Linked DNA regions of Mus musculus: regions 1 and 3 are each linked to region 2. A link is a contact called in ENCODE POLR2A ChIA-PET data. All regions are on one chromosome and are shown on one strand. Each heading gives the region's core, a stretch centred on a gene start or an enhancer-like site at or near the end of the contact. The rest is flanking DNA. Distances are from core to core; before and after follow the strand shown. Region 1 has its middle 21 kb from the start of D14Ertd670e. Region 2 holds the start of Saysd1 (SAYSVFN motif domain containing 1). Region 3 holds the start of Nudt13 (nudix (nucleoside diphosphate linked moiety X)-type motif 13).

Region 1 (4,566 bases), core at 1,760-4,259, 220 kb after region 2:
ATTCTAATCCATAGCTCCTATCTTGGTTCTTATACACGGGCATTTTGGGGGTTTTCCCTCTAACTCTTGATACTAAATATTAGCATGGATTAAGTGCCTACTTGAAGATTTTAATATGAAATACCCCAACAGGCTCATGGTTGAACAGTTGGTCCCTAATTAGTAACACCATTTTGGAAGGCTGTGGAAACTTTGGCGGGCCTGGGAAGTAGGTCACTGAGAGACTGTCTTTGAAGGCTATACCTGTTTCTGCCTAGACTGACTTTCTGCTTCCTGTCCACCAAGAAGCAAGAAACTGCCTGAACATGCTTCCACTAGCTGGCCACAGAACCAACCTAGCATACTGTGGGCTCAATTTTCTGCAACCATGAGCAGAAATAGGTCCTTCCTGTTTTCCGCTGTTTCTGTCAGGTACTTTGCCAGGGTGAAAGTTTCTAACGTATCTGTACTCCTTCACAGAGCCCCAATGGGTAATATTCCCTTTCAGTGTGATATACAAGCTAGAAAAGTTGAGTCACTTGTACAAAAACCTCCATTGCCTCAATCAGTGCCTCAAACAGCATCTTCTCTCCTCCCTTAGTTCTGTACCAGGACACCAGAGGGCATGCTACACCCCAAGCACATCCTACAGTAGATATTCATGCCAGGGGAGCAGTTAACTCTGCTTTCTCTGAGAATCACGTTTCTATTAATCCCGACCTGGGTCCCAGTTTTTATGTACTCATATATTATACACATGAGTGTTTTGCCTACATGTATGAATATGAATCATGTGTGTGCAGTGTTTGCAGAGGCCAGAAAGGGGTGTCAGATCTCCCTGGAACTGGAGTTACAAAGGGGTTGGGAGCCGTCACGTGGGTGCTGGGAGCTGAACCCTAGATCTTCTGCAGAAGCACTGAGTCATCTCTCCGTTCCTCAGTCCCAGTCCTTAAAAGCTATCTCTGCTCAGCCAATACACAATGGCACCTTAAAGAGTCTTTTTTTTTCTTTTTGATCGTTTGTTTTGTTCTTTGAGACATAGTCTTGTGGTAGATAGTCCTGGGGCTCATTATATTGGATGTTAATTCCGTTCTCCTGTGAGTGGTTGTGAACAAGGAATGAGTCACCACTCAGGTGATTTCCTGTAGACCTGCTTCCCACCTTAATTTGTAAAATAAAGGAGAGCTGATGATTGGGCAGATAAAAGGGAAGGTGGAACAGAAGGTAGGGGAGGGAAGAAGGGGAAAATGGAAGAGGGAGAGGGTGTAGAGGAGGAAGAAGACTAAGAAAAGCAGAGCAGAAGCACATGGCCTGGAGAAACTGCAAGTTCTAAGTTCAAGTTCTGATAAGATGGAATGAAAGACCCACAATGTGAGGGCTCCCCCACATTCTGACTCAGGAGAGGCGACACCCCAAAATCACCCACAAGAAACGGGTCTTGCTGCAAATTGCAAGAGGATTTTTATTCAAGAGCGCTCTCGGGCCCATGGTCATACACCACACAGGGTAGAGGACCTTGGCGCTCCGAGTAGCTGGGTAAGGGGGTATTTAAAGGAAGAAACCAGAAACTCAAGGAAGTGGGGAGGGCGTTGTTGGAAGATACCAAAGATACCAGTTAAGAGTCACAAGGAAGTGTAAAGTTACAAGAGTCACAAGGAATACCTGGTAATTGTTAACTCTCAAGACAGCTTCTAAGAGCCCCTAACAATAGAACATTTGCATTGCAGGTTCTGGTAATGGCCAGGGTGACTTTCTTTGAATGAGCACTCTTTGAACCCAGGAAGCAGGTGGGTAGAGGAATGTCGCTATCTCTTTTATGATTAGCATACCTTTACAAAGGCCACATTCCCAAGCCTGGGCCTAAAGGCCTAGAATTCTGTTTTTACGTTGTTATACTTTCAGGAGAAGATGGTAGTGTAGCGGTAGATCTGCCCAATCTAGGCGCATGGCTTGTATTCATATTAACTGAGTTGTGTTGTCATTGCCGGGGCATATTTGGGAGGAGATTTACCACAACATAGTCTCTCTACACAGTACTAACTGTCCTGGAACTTACAATGTAGACCAGGCTGGCCTCCAACTCACAGAGATCCATCTGCCTCTCTTTCTGGAGTGCTCAAAGAAATGTGGTGGTGGTAGTGGTGGTGTGTGTGTGGGGGGGTGTAGTTTGTTTGATTAATTTTTGTTTGTTTGTTTTTAATTTTCTTGTTTGGGGTTTTGTTTGTTTTTGAGGTGACTATCTCTACATGGGCCCAGGAAGCAAATATTTATCCAAGTATTCCTGAAGAGAAACACAGACACTGCAGATGAAGTTCGAAGGTTGGGCTAAGTGTTGGTTTAGATCAGGGGTTAACAAACCAAAGCCATAGCCAAGTTCACCTGGTGTTTGTAGTATAATGATTAAAATTCTCAAAAGAGCAGGGCACTGGTGGTATACACCTTTAATCCCAGCACCCAAGGGGGCAGAGGTACTCTGAGTTTGAGGCCAGCCTGGTCTACAGAGTAAGTTCTAGGCCAGCCAAGGCTACACAGAGAAACTCTGTATACAACAATAGCAACAACAGTGATAGATAGATAGATAGATAGATAGATAGATAGATAGATAGATAGATAGATTTTATTAAAAATATGTATCAAGGGCTGGAGAGATGGCTCAGCCGTTAAAGGCTAGGCTCACAACCAAAAATATGTATCAAAAGAGAAGTTTTGACATGGAAATTACTTAGCACTCAAATTGCAGTTTCTGTATTTTCCTTGGATGGTTTCATCCATCAGTGTGACATTCTTGCTCCCTGTCTTCAAGCTGCAAGAAAGGCAAAGTCTAGAGAACAACAGCTTCTTCACAGCTCCCAGCCAGCACTGACTTTCTACTTGGGAATAATTTCTCAGAAAGCTTAGATAGCTCTGACGAACCTAAACACTGCACATCCTAAATCCCACAGATTTTTGAATTATGTAATGGGAATGAGGCTTGGAACCCGGAGCTTGAATAGCACTTTGGAAGGCTCTCCACTGGGCTTCCTGCACTTGGCACCTCCGCAAATTTGTGGCTGTTCTGGTTTGTGTCCTGTGTAAGTCTGCTTGAATTTACCATTAATTACAATAATTAAAATCACGGAGTCTCCTCGGTGGGAATTTTCCAGCTCCTAGACAGAAATATTTTCTTACAAGCTCCCTCTACTGGCCTGTTCTCAGAAGGACACTTCTTTCTCTCTCTCTCTCTCTCTCTCTCTCTCTCTCTCTCTCTCTCTCTCTCTCTCTCTCTCTCTCTCTCCCTCCCTCCCTCCCTCCCTCCCTCCCTCCCTTCCTTCCTTTCCTTCTTTCTATTTAATTTATTATCTTTAATCGTTTTTTTTTTTACAGTCCAGTCATTATCCTCCTCCTGGTCTACCCTCTGACAGTTCCTCATCCCATTCCTCTCCCTCCCACCACCCTCCTCCCACCCCTGTCTCCGAGAAGATGTCCCTACCCCTCCACTCCACCTCACCTCCCCCACCCCACCTGGGTAGGATTATTGATTGTTCCTCTCTCTCTCGTCTGCTTGCACAGTACCTTCTCACACTATGAAAGTCATACTTCTGTGTCTGAAGTATGTGGTATCTTCAGCAATGAGATCTTACCTTCAATTTCAAGGTGATAACCAAGGATTATGACAATACCCTAGATGGTTTGGGGATGGTGTCTCTTGGAATCCCCTGATCAACAACTGAAAGGGAGATTTCCCATGCCTGGCCATGGGGTTAGAACACCGTATTATTTTATATTTATGTATTATTCATGCTTAAAATTCATATATGATAGATAAATACATATAAATAATTTAATTGAAGTTACTTCACTTTGGGTGACAAGAGCTATAGCTATGTTCAGAATCGCCACTGTAGGGACCCAGTGAGAGAACTATACTCCCTTTAAATGCAAATGAGTAGCAAGTCTAAGGGAAGCTAGAGAAGCTGGAGAAACCTTGGCCAACAATGCCTTCCTAAGCACAGCTCCCAAAACACCCTGCTAATGAACAGGTGATCTTGCTGCTCACAGCCTTGGGAAGGATGGTCACGTGCAAGCAGGGGCAGAGTGATGTTTGCTTGTTAGGTTGTAAACAGCCCCTCTAATGTGGGAGAGGCAGGCCTGGTTGGAACTGGTTAAGGACTGTGTTATAATATGTATAACTGTTGGAAACAACAAAGTTATGAATCTAGAAGTATAAATTGTTTGTTAGTGACTTAACAAAACAAACTGAAGTGACTGTGGCCTGCCTAGGCATGGCAAACATGGCTCTGGCAGGCCTTGCCCTTCCCCATTTCCTCTGCCTTATTAAAAACCCTTAGATTACATTCCTAAAGCTAACTACCAAGATCTATTCCCTTATTTGGCCACTTCCTCCTCCTCAGGCTAACTACCAAGGTCCAGCTATCAAAATACTAAAGTCCAGATCAAAAGCCCCATTTTGGCTGTTCCAATTAACATGCCCAGTCAAAATTAAACACCTCATTTTAACATGGGATTTCCCCTTTTACCTTTACAAACTGCCATTTGCCTATGGGTCATGTCTGTCTCCTCTTTATTCAGAGGCAGTCCTTTGTCCTT
Region 2 (4,346 bases), core at 10-2,509:
AAAACAACAAAAAAATCTTTCCAATTAGAATGTAGAAAGCAAAGGTCTTTATTTCATTTGTGATCCCTGCCTCCTGCTCTCAATCCTTAATGTTTGGTGCCGAACTCAACACATAGCCCTAGACAAACATTTGTTAAATGAATATTTTCTAGCTTTTTGACTCGAACTCAGTAGTATCCAACAAGTATTTGAGACTCAATTCTGCAAGTGCTACTTAGCTAAATCCTTGGTACTTAGCTTGGAGCTTTAAAAATCTGTAAAACTGTAAGATCTAAAATTTTAATTTTTGGGTAAATACTAATTGCAAGAAAGGATAAGAACACCCAGAGTTCTAGAAATGTTCTTTACTGGATGGTAGTTACACACTATAGTTACGATTTATAGATTTTATATATTTTTAGTATGTTTTGGTCATATGCATTCTCCTCCTCTAACTCCTCCAACATTGACCCCTCTCGCACCTTGTCCTCTTTTTCACTTTTTAAGAAGTCCACAAATTCCCATTCATGGGTATGGAGCAATCCACCAGGATCTACCAGGGCTTACATGAAACTGACTCTCTACCCCGCCCGAAATCATCACCCATAAGTAGCTCCCCAGTTAGGAGTGGGGGCTTGCGAAGGTTGGGTCGTTTGGTTTTGTGCAGGCAAACACGCTGCTGGGAGTTCAAGAGTGGCCCTGTGATGGCCATAAGACAGTTTCAGTCTGGCTTCCTCCTATCCTTAGCTTTTAAAGTCTTTTGACAACCCCCCCCCCCAGGTTTGTGTATTTAAGTTTTTCCTCAGTAAGTTCGTTTGTTTTACATTTCTTGTCTAGTCAATGCATCTTTCTAGTGTAGCAAGCAAACTAAATGCTAAGAAAATGGAGGTGTGAACACCTTCAGCGAGACTGATAGACTGCAGTAAGAGTTAGAAGGTAGGACGCATCCTGCCTTTCTGACACGGGAAACTTCCCAGAGATCACAGGTCTCCTCCCGCGTCCCGAGACGCTTTTTCTGCGGTGCTGACCACTGGCTTCCCCGCATGCGTTCTTCCCTGAACCTGAGGTGAGGAGCAAACACGTCAGAACTGAGTTCTGCGGCCCGGGCAAGAGCCGGAACATCTGACGGTTCTCATACTTTAAACGCAACCTTTTAGCCGGAGGAGATGGGACACTCAGTTCACTCTCCTCTCGAGAACCGAGGACCGCTCCAGGTACAGGAGGGTCACCAGACGTCACAAAGCCTTGGAAAATTCCGACCCGGGCTCATGCAACGCGCAGGCGCAACAGAGGGCCACGTGCGCAGGCGCACGGCGGCCGAGGACAGGCCTGGACACACACCGGCGAGCGGGCGGCTGCGCACCATGGAACAGCGGTTAGCCGAGTTCCGGGAGGCCCGCAAACGGGCCAGTCTGGTAGCCCAGCCTTCCACGTCCAGTCAGAGCGTACAGACCTCGGGAGCGAAGGCGGAGCCAGCGGCGGCGACCCCAAAGACAGCCACGGGCTGGCTGACACGCTTCCTGAAACGGAAAGCCAACCCCGCCATCGCTCAGGCTCAGCCCAACCAGCCTCAGGTGAGGAGAGAGGCCTGCACCTTGAAGCTCCGCCTCCGCGCGGGGGCCACGCCCCTGCCTGCCCAAGCCACACCCAGGATATCTGGCTCTTCCTTGTCCTGTGCGCTCTCTCCTCGCCTGCCTCGTGGCTGGACACCGCATTTCCGCTCTGTGTATCAGCACATGATACGTGGCCTTGACGTTTTCCATCCCAGACAATCCTATGCAGCAACTAGTTGAAAACAAAGCGAAGCTCTAGGGAGCTTGAAGAAACATCTCTGCTCTCCAGTTGTTCACTGCGAGTTAATGACAGAGATTCGTGGCTTTGAGAAACTGATAAGTTATTTCTCCACTGGTGAAGTAAGCCAATTCAAGCCAGATTAGTATATATATAGGTTTATCGGGAAGCTGCTTTTGTGCCGATGAGTTCACTGGCCCTAGGAAGGAGGCCAGGGAAGTCGCCATGAGAAGGGAGACAGAGGGGAGGGAGAAGAGAAAGAGAGAAGGAAAAGGAAGAAGAGGAAGAGAGAAAACCAACCAAACAAAAAAAAGTCTGGGTTATATAGTAAAGAGCCTGTGGGCTGGAAAGTTCAGGGTTGGGGGTAGGGTATGCTAGGTAGGGACTGAGAGATGCTTGGAGAACCTGGAGGCCAGGTCTGCTTGGTGTGTAAAATATACACCTCAGCACCTTGTCCTGGGGTCTGAAACCACTGAGCTGCATCCACTGCTAGTGAGGGGGTAAAGGCCTTACTGGTTATGGCTCAGAGGTGGCAGTAATTAAGGCTGCACTTTATTCACACCTTGGGTAGAGGAAGCCAGTGTCTCGGGTAGCTTGTACTTTAGAAATGGGATTTGGACCAGGAAACAAAAAGAGGTTTGAGACTATGGCCATACTGTTCTGAATGCAGCTTGATTTCTGAAGCTAAGCAAGGTCTGGCCTGTGCAAAACGGGGTTTGACTATGGAAGTGTGGCCACTGTAACTGCCTAGAGTGATGTGCATGGGCTTATAGGCCCCTCTTGGACTAGAGAAGGGTATTCAAGTTCAACTGTGAGTGATCTAGGTAGAAATAATTTGGACAAGTATGATAGCCCATTCGAATCTCATTGTGGCTTCATATAGTTCCACACAGGAGTATCCTGGCAAAGGTACTTGCCTGTGAGGTTGGAATCCCTGGGTGGAAATATGAAACACTCCAAGGAGGAAATTTGTGTCCTGGTTTGGTTTTTGTTATTTTGATAAACACCATAACCAAAGCCATGTGGGGAGGAAGGGGCTTATTTTAGCTTACAGGCCATGGACTTGCCTACTGGCACTCTCATTTCTCAATTGAGATTCCCTCTTCCCAGAAGACTCTAGTTTGGGTCAAATTGACAAGAAATGAACCAGCACACTACGCTTTTCAGCAGTCACAGGGCCTTAGTTTCTTGTAACCATAACAAGAGCCAAATACATACATAGGGCTGGGTCTGTAAGAAGTCAAATGAGGAAAACAGAGAATAGACCCAGTCTGACCTCTACACAAAGCAGACTTTTATTGCTCTGAGAGGCTGGCACACCCAAACCCTGCTGATCAGTACCTGAGGGTACAGGAGAACGTGCCATGTAGGATCAGGGACTGGGAGAGCATGGCTTTGCCAGACCCAGAAACTGCTTTTCTGGGTAAACTGCTTTTTGAAATAAGTGTGGGGGATGAATCTGTTTGTTTAACCTCTGGGCAGCAGGTGAAAGATAAGTCAGTTTGCCTTTTTTGGTTTACCTCCAGAGTTCCAGTACATGTTAATGGGGGTGGACTGCTTTCTGGAGAATATGGGTGGCAGGCATTTTGGAGTCTTTGCCCTGTTTTATGGCCTTGTCTAGGGGTGGGGATTTCCTTAGTAAGGAAGGACTGTAATCCTAGCTCCTTAGGAGGCTATGGCAGGGGATTGTGAATTCAAGGCTCGACTTTGACCCTGTTTCAAAATTTAAAAGAAAGTTTTAAGAGCTGGAGTCGTAGATCAGGGCCAGAGTTGTTCTTTTGCATGTATGATGTACTGGGTTTGATCTCCAGCACCGCCAAAAAGGTAATGGGAACATGAACAAACAAGTGCAGGGGTATAAATCAGTGGCAAAGGACTTGACTAACATGTTCACTTCCCTAGGTTCCATCCTCAGGACTGCCTCCCAATAAGATGGCTGAGTAGTGGTGCATGCCTGTAATCATAGCACTTAGGAGTCTGAGGGAGGCAGGTTGTGAACTTGAAGCTGGACTGCTACATAAGGAAGAAACCATGTTGAAAACAAAGACCCCACTCTACCCCCAAATCACGTTATACCAGAATGGCTAATCTTGCTCACATTAAAATCATTTAAGTTGATCTATTACATGAGGGGGTCCCTGCTCCCTGCAGGTTTCAAGGAACCACAAAGAGGTGAGAATGAAAACTTGATTCAGATTGATTTCATTGACCTGGAGCAGACTTCAGAGAGTCTGATGCCAGGCCATATAGTATGGGCATGCATATTTAAACACAATAGAATTTGAAAAAGGATTTCTAAGAGGTAAGTCTAGATGTACAATAAAGCTTCAGGTGCCACTACATAGAAGTTCCTTTGCAAAGTACATGTGACCTTGAAGATGGGCTCTCTAGCTTAATGGCCTAACATCTGGTGTGGCCTCTGATCAAGTAGCATAGAGGTCAGCAGACTATAAAGTACATGTGATATCTCCTCTAAGAATGGGAGCTAAAGATAAAGGTCTAGGGAGGGAGAGTCTGGAAGAATCATTCTGGGGTTTGGGTGAGGTCTGTCTCTATAGATAGCAGAAGATCACCAG
Region 3 (4,380 bases), core at 1,839-4,338, 210 kb before region 2:
GGACTCAGTGCTCGCTTCTGGCCTCTGCAGGCATCAGACGCACATGTGGTACACAGACATACATTGATACACATGAAATTAATAAATTTTTAAAAAATCATGAGAACGGGAGCCAGCAAGGTGGCTGAGCCACTATAAGCACTCACTGTGCAAACCTGATGACCTGAGTTTGGTTCTTGGAACCCATGGTGGAAGGACAGAGCTGACTCCCCGAAGTTGTCCACCGGCCTCCATGTGCATGCTATGGCACGGCACGCTTGCATCTGCAGGCACAGGCATCACACTCATAGAACAATAACAAAATGTTTAGTGGGGTGCCGGGCATAGTGGCACATGCCTTTAATCCCAGCACCAGGAGGCAGAGGCAGGTGGATTACTGAGTTCGAGGCCAGCCTGGTCTACAAAGTGAGTTCCAGGACAGCCAGGGCTACACAGAGAAACCCTGTCTCGAAAAACCAAAAAAAAAAAAAAAAAAATGTTTAGTGGGGATGGGGGTGTAGCTCGAGGATGTGGCTCAGCTATAGGATGTAGACAACTTGCCTAACATGCATGGGGCTCAAGGTTTAATTTTTAGCAACCCCCCCAATTATGATTAAACAGAATAATAAATAGCTTTTAAATTTAGAATGATCTGTGTAGTAGCAGGAAAGAGTATTCATAACATATTATTAAATGAGAAATGCCCATAAGGCAATGGGGAGAAGCTGGTCAAAGGGCACACAGTTCCACTTGGACAGGATATGTAAGTTCTGTAGATCTGCAGTACTGATGGTGACCATATACACTTGAAAACTAAGAGACCTTAAACGTGCTTATCGCAACGAACAACTACAAATATATAAGGTAATAGATATATTAGCTTGATTTACTTAATAAGATATACAAATATAAAATATTATACTGTATACTATATATATATATTTTTTTTATCAATTTACTGTTATTATTGTTGCTTTCTAAGATGAGTCTGGCCTAGAACTCACAATGTAGTCTAGGCTGGCCTTGAGCTAGAGGCAATCCTCCTATATCAGACCCCTACATGCTGAGATAAACACACATACCCAGCACCATACCTGGGTTTATTTGCCAATTATATATTCAGCTAGACAGGTGGAAAGACAAGTAATATTTGATTGGTCACCATTACCTAATTTATGTATAATTAAGAGAACAGATAAACATTCTGGGGTACATAAATTAATTTTTGTTTTGTTTTGTTATTTTGAGGTTAGATCTTTGCTTAAGTGGGCTAGGCTGGCCTTGAACCATGGCAATCTCCTGCCTCTGACTCTAGAGTGCTGAAATTACAAGTGTACAACACTTCACTTATCTGGAGTTACTTGGGTTTGTTTGTTTTCTGGTTTTGAGAAGGTGTCATATAACCCAAGCTGGCCTTGAACCCCATCCTCCTGCTACTGCCTATTGAATGCTGAGATTATAATTAGGCTTTTGTATTTTTCAGAAGTACACAGACTATAGACAGTGGCTAGTTTAGGAGAAAGAGATGGCGATGAAGGTTGACAGGGGCACATGCAATTAAACTGTTCATTTGTACACTTACAATTGTGTGTGTATGTGTGTGTGTGTGTGATGCATATGTGTTTGGTGCCTAAGTATGTGACTGCATGTGCATGATGCATATGCATGTGACTGTGAGAGAGAGAGATACTGCAGGCACACACATGCCACAGGATAAGTGTACAGGTCAGAGGACACCCTCAGGTGTTGGTCCTCACCCTCCACCTTATTTTGAGCCATGATATTTCTGTCATTCATCACTGTGTATACTAGGCTGGTTAGCCTGTGAGCTTCCAGAGAGTCACAGATGTGCACTATTGCACCCCACTTTACATGGGTCCTGGGGACTCAAACTCAGCAAGCACTTTATCTGCTGAGCCACTTTTCCAGCCCTGACTAAAATTTACTTATTTATTTTTACTGATTTTAAATTTCATTTATTTATTTATTTTTGAGACAAAGTATCACTCTGTAACCCAGGCTGGCCTCAGACTCATAGCGACTCTTTTGCTTCAGCAGGAAGGATTATAGGCTATCTTTAAATTTTAAAGCACATGCATATACATACATACACACACATATATATGTATATATAAATACAATAATGTATAACAAAACCAGTAGTTTCCAGGACTAACGGCTAAAAGAGGTTATTTTCACGCTACTGGAAATTTAGGCTACTGGAATTCCTCTGGTGAGGTTAATGGGTCCTGGGAATCGAGCTGTAACTACTCACTGCTCTTGTATGGCCATACAGCTACCTGGTTTCTTGTCCAATATTTGATACCAAATTAATTTTAGCCAACTGTCGATTATCATGGCCTGACGACTGGACAATATGTCAAACAGCATCCCCACACTTGACGCTCCTGGTGTGTGTGTATACAAAGAATTATCGATGAGATGAAAGGTAACGTTGTTTTTACTCAAAACTAATAAATGCCAAGGCATTTGAACGTATGAACTAACAACTTCTATGGCACACACACACACATTTCTCATTCTGTTCATCTTTCCAGATGGAATGACTTGAAAGGCATAAAGCGTGACCGTGGGTTCCTCCTGAATCTTCACAGGTGCCCAGGGAGCAGCCACTCCACTGTGGACTTCGATGGCTGGGAATGCTGGAAGCTGATGAGCAGCCGTGTTGCAGACTTCACGGTCTCTGTGCCCTGGTTTATATAAAAAGCTTTATGGTTTATTTCTAAAAGATCCCGCCACCATTTAAAAAATTAAGAGAAAAGGTGAAATATTGGAAACTTCCATTTTAAATAGCTCTTCAAAAATATTTCAGAAAATATTTAGAGGTACTCAATGTTGGGTACAAAAACGTCCGGTTTCTCGAGATTTGAAAGGTTTAAGTTAAAACTGTCAAACTCTGTAACCGAGAGCGTCTGGCAAGTTTTGATTATGGCTCCTTACTACATCCTAGTTGCACTTAGAACAGGTTTCGTTTCCTGTACTCACTCTTTTCGAGATGCCTTCTATGCCCCAATGGTCTGCACGCCCCTGGAAACTCCAAATGTTCAAGTTCAAATGGTTTCTCTTTTCCCTTCCCAGTGGGATTGACGCTTTGCCACACCTCCCAGAATCCTCCTTAAAGATGCACTCTGGGAAATGTAGTTTCATCGCTACAGCGCACGTAGGGGTGGTTGGGTAAGTGGAAATCTGACACACTTCCCAGCAGTCTCAGAGAGATTACCGATGCACTCTGGGAATTGTAGTTCAACTTTTAGGCCGGGAGCTTGTAACCTTGGGTTGCAAAGTTAACCTTATAAAGCATATAGTGAAACCCACCACAAACAAATAGCTTTAACAGTTTCCAGATCTTCTGGGCTAGATGCTGCTTAGCTGAATTGGTGAGCCCCAGGTTCAGTGGGAGACCCTGCCTCAATGAACAAAGGGGAAAGCCATGGAGGAAGACATTCCATGTCAACTTTACCCTCTACACCCACATACTTTAATGTGCACCCATGGACACACATGTGCCATGTACATATGAACATGAAAAAAAAATCTTTTTTTAAGGTTAGGAGTTCCGGGCTTAGCCGGGCGTGGTGGTGCATGCCTTTAATCCCAGCACTTGGGAGGCAGAGGCAGGTGGATTTCAGAGTTCAAGGCCAGCCTGGTCTACAGAGTGAGTTCCAGGACAGCCAGGGCTATACAGAGAAACCCTGTCTCGAAAAACAAAAACAAAAACAAAAAAAGGAGTTCCAGGCCTGCCTTTAATCCCAGGAGACAGAGGCAGAGCCCTCTGAATTTGAGGTCAGCCCAGTGTACACAGTAGACTCAGGTTATCAGGGGTGCATACTGATACCTTGCTTTAAATAAACGAGGGACTGTGCTTAGGTATATAGACGCTTTAGGTAAAACTCTTACCTTGGTCAATCAGTAGGATCAATCACCATCTAAGACGAATCTCCAGTAAAGCTACTTGGGGCTGCTTTCTTTCTTACTATGGGAGTTGCTTGCTTCTGTGAGAAGCCAGTGCTATTAACCACTAAGCCATTTCCCTAGCTCTTCAAAATATAATTAATGAGACAAAATATTAAAAGTACAGGATACATAAAAAATGCATCTTAATGTAAACAAAATTCTATGGGAGAAAACAAAATAAATAACTGTACACACGGTTGTAAGTGCTGGGGCAGAAGTTAAAGCATGGTAAGAGGAGGAGCGGTTTTGCTATTTTACGTAGGATGGATAGCCTCATTGTTAAGGCAACACTGGAATAAAGAGCTTGACAGAGCTGACAGGAACAGCCAAGTTAGGATTTGTGGGGAGAGACTTGTAGACAGAGTAAAATAAGCTCGTGCAAAGGCCCTGGGGTGGAGATGTGCCTGGCGGGTGTAAAGAAAGGTT

What was found. ChIA-PET counts read pairs that join two places held with the same protein, here RNA polymerase II (POLR2A).
Region 1: POLR2A ChIA-PET joins it to region 2 with 36 read pairs in embryonic stem cell. The contact joins the enhancer-like site here to the promoter of Saysd1 in region 2. POLR2A ChIA-PET finds 5 or more read pairs at or near these places in 4 of 5 experiments (Patski and embryonic stem cell).
Region 3: POLR2A ChIA-PET joins it to region 2 with 36 read pairs in Patski. The contact joins the promoter of Nudt13 here to the promoter of Saysd1 in region 2. POLR2A ChIA-PET finds 5 or more read pairs at or near these places in 3 of 5 experiments (Patski and embryonic stem cell).

The regions. Positions count from the first base shown.
Region 1 is chr14:19,857,913-19,862,478 of GRCm38, reverse strand. No RefSeq gene overlaps it. Among named protein-coding and RNA genes, the nearest start is that of D14Ertd670e, 21 kb to the right of the region's middle. Within about 2 kb of position 3,009, at least 1 of the 3 ENCODE cell types and tissues checked has a DNase peak (open chromatin) inside an H3K27ac peak, as active enhancers do.
Region 2 is chr14:20,080,085-20,084,430 of GRCm38, reverse strand. It overlaps Saysd1 (SAYSVFN motif domain containing 1), which reads left to right and starts at 1,259. Exons shown (of 2, transcript NM_026209.1): 1 at 1,259-1,553. The coding sequence starts at 1,344.
Region 3 is chr14:20,293,398-20,297,777 of GRCm38, reverse strand. It overlaps Nudt13 (nudix (nucleoside diphosphate linked moiety X)-type motif 13), which reads right to left and starts at 3,088. Exons shown (of 9, transcript NM_026341.3): 1 at 2,986-3,088.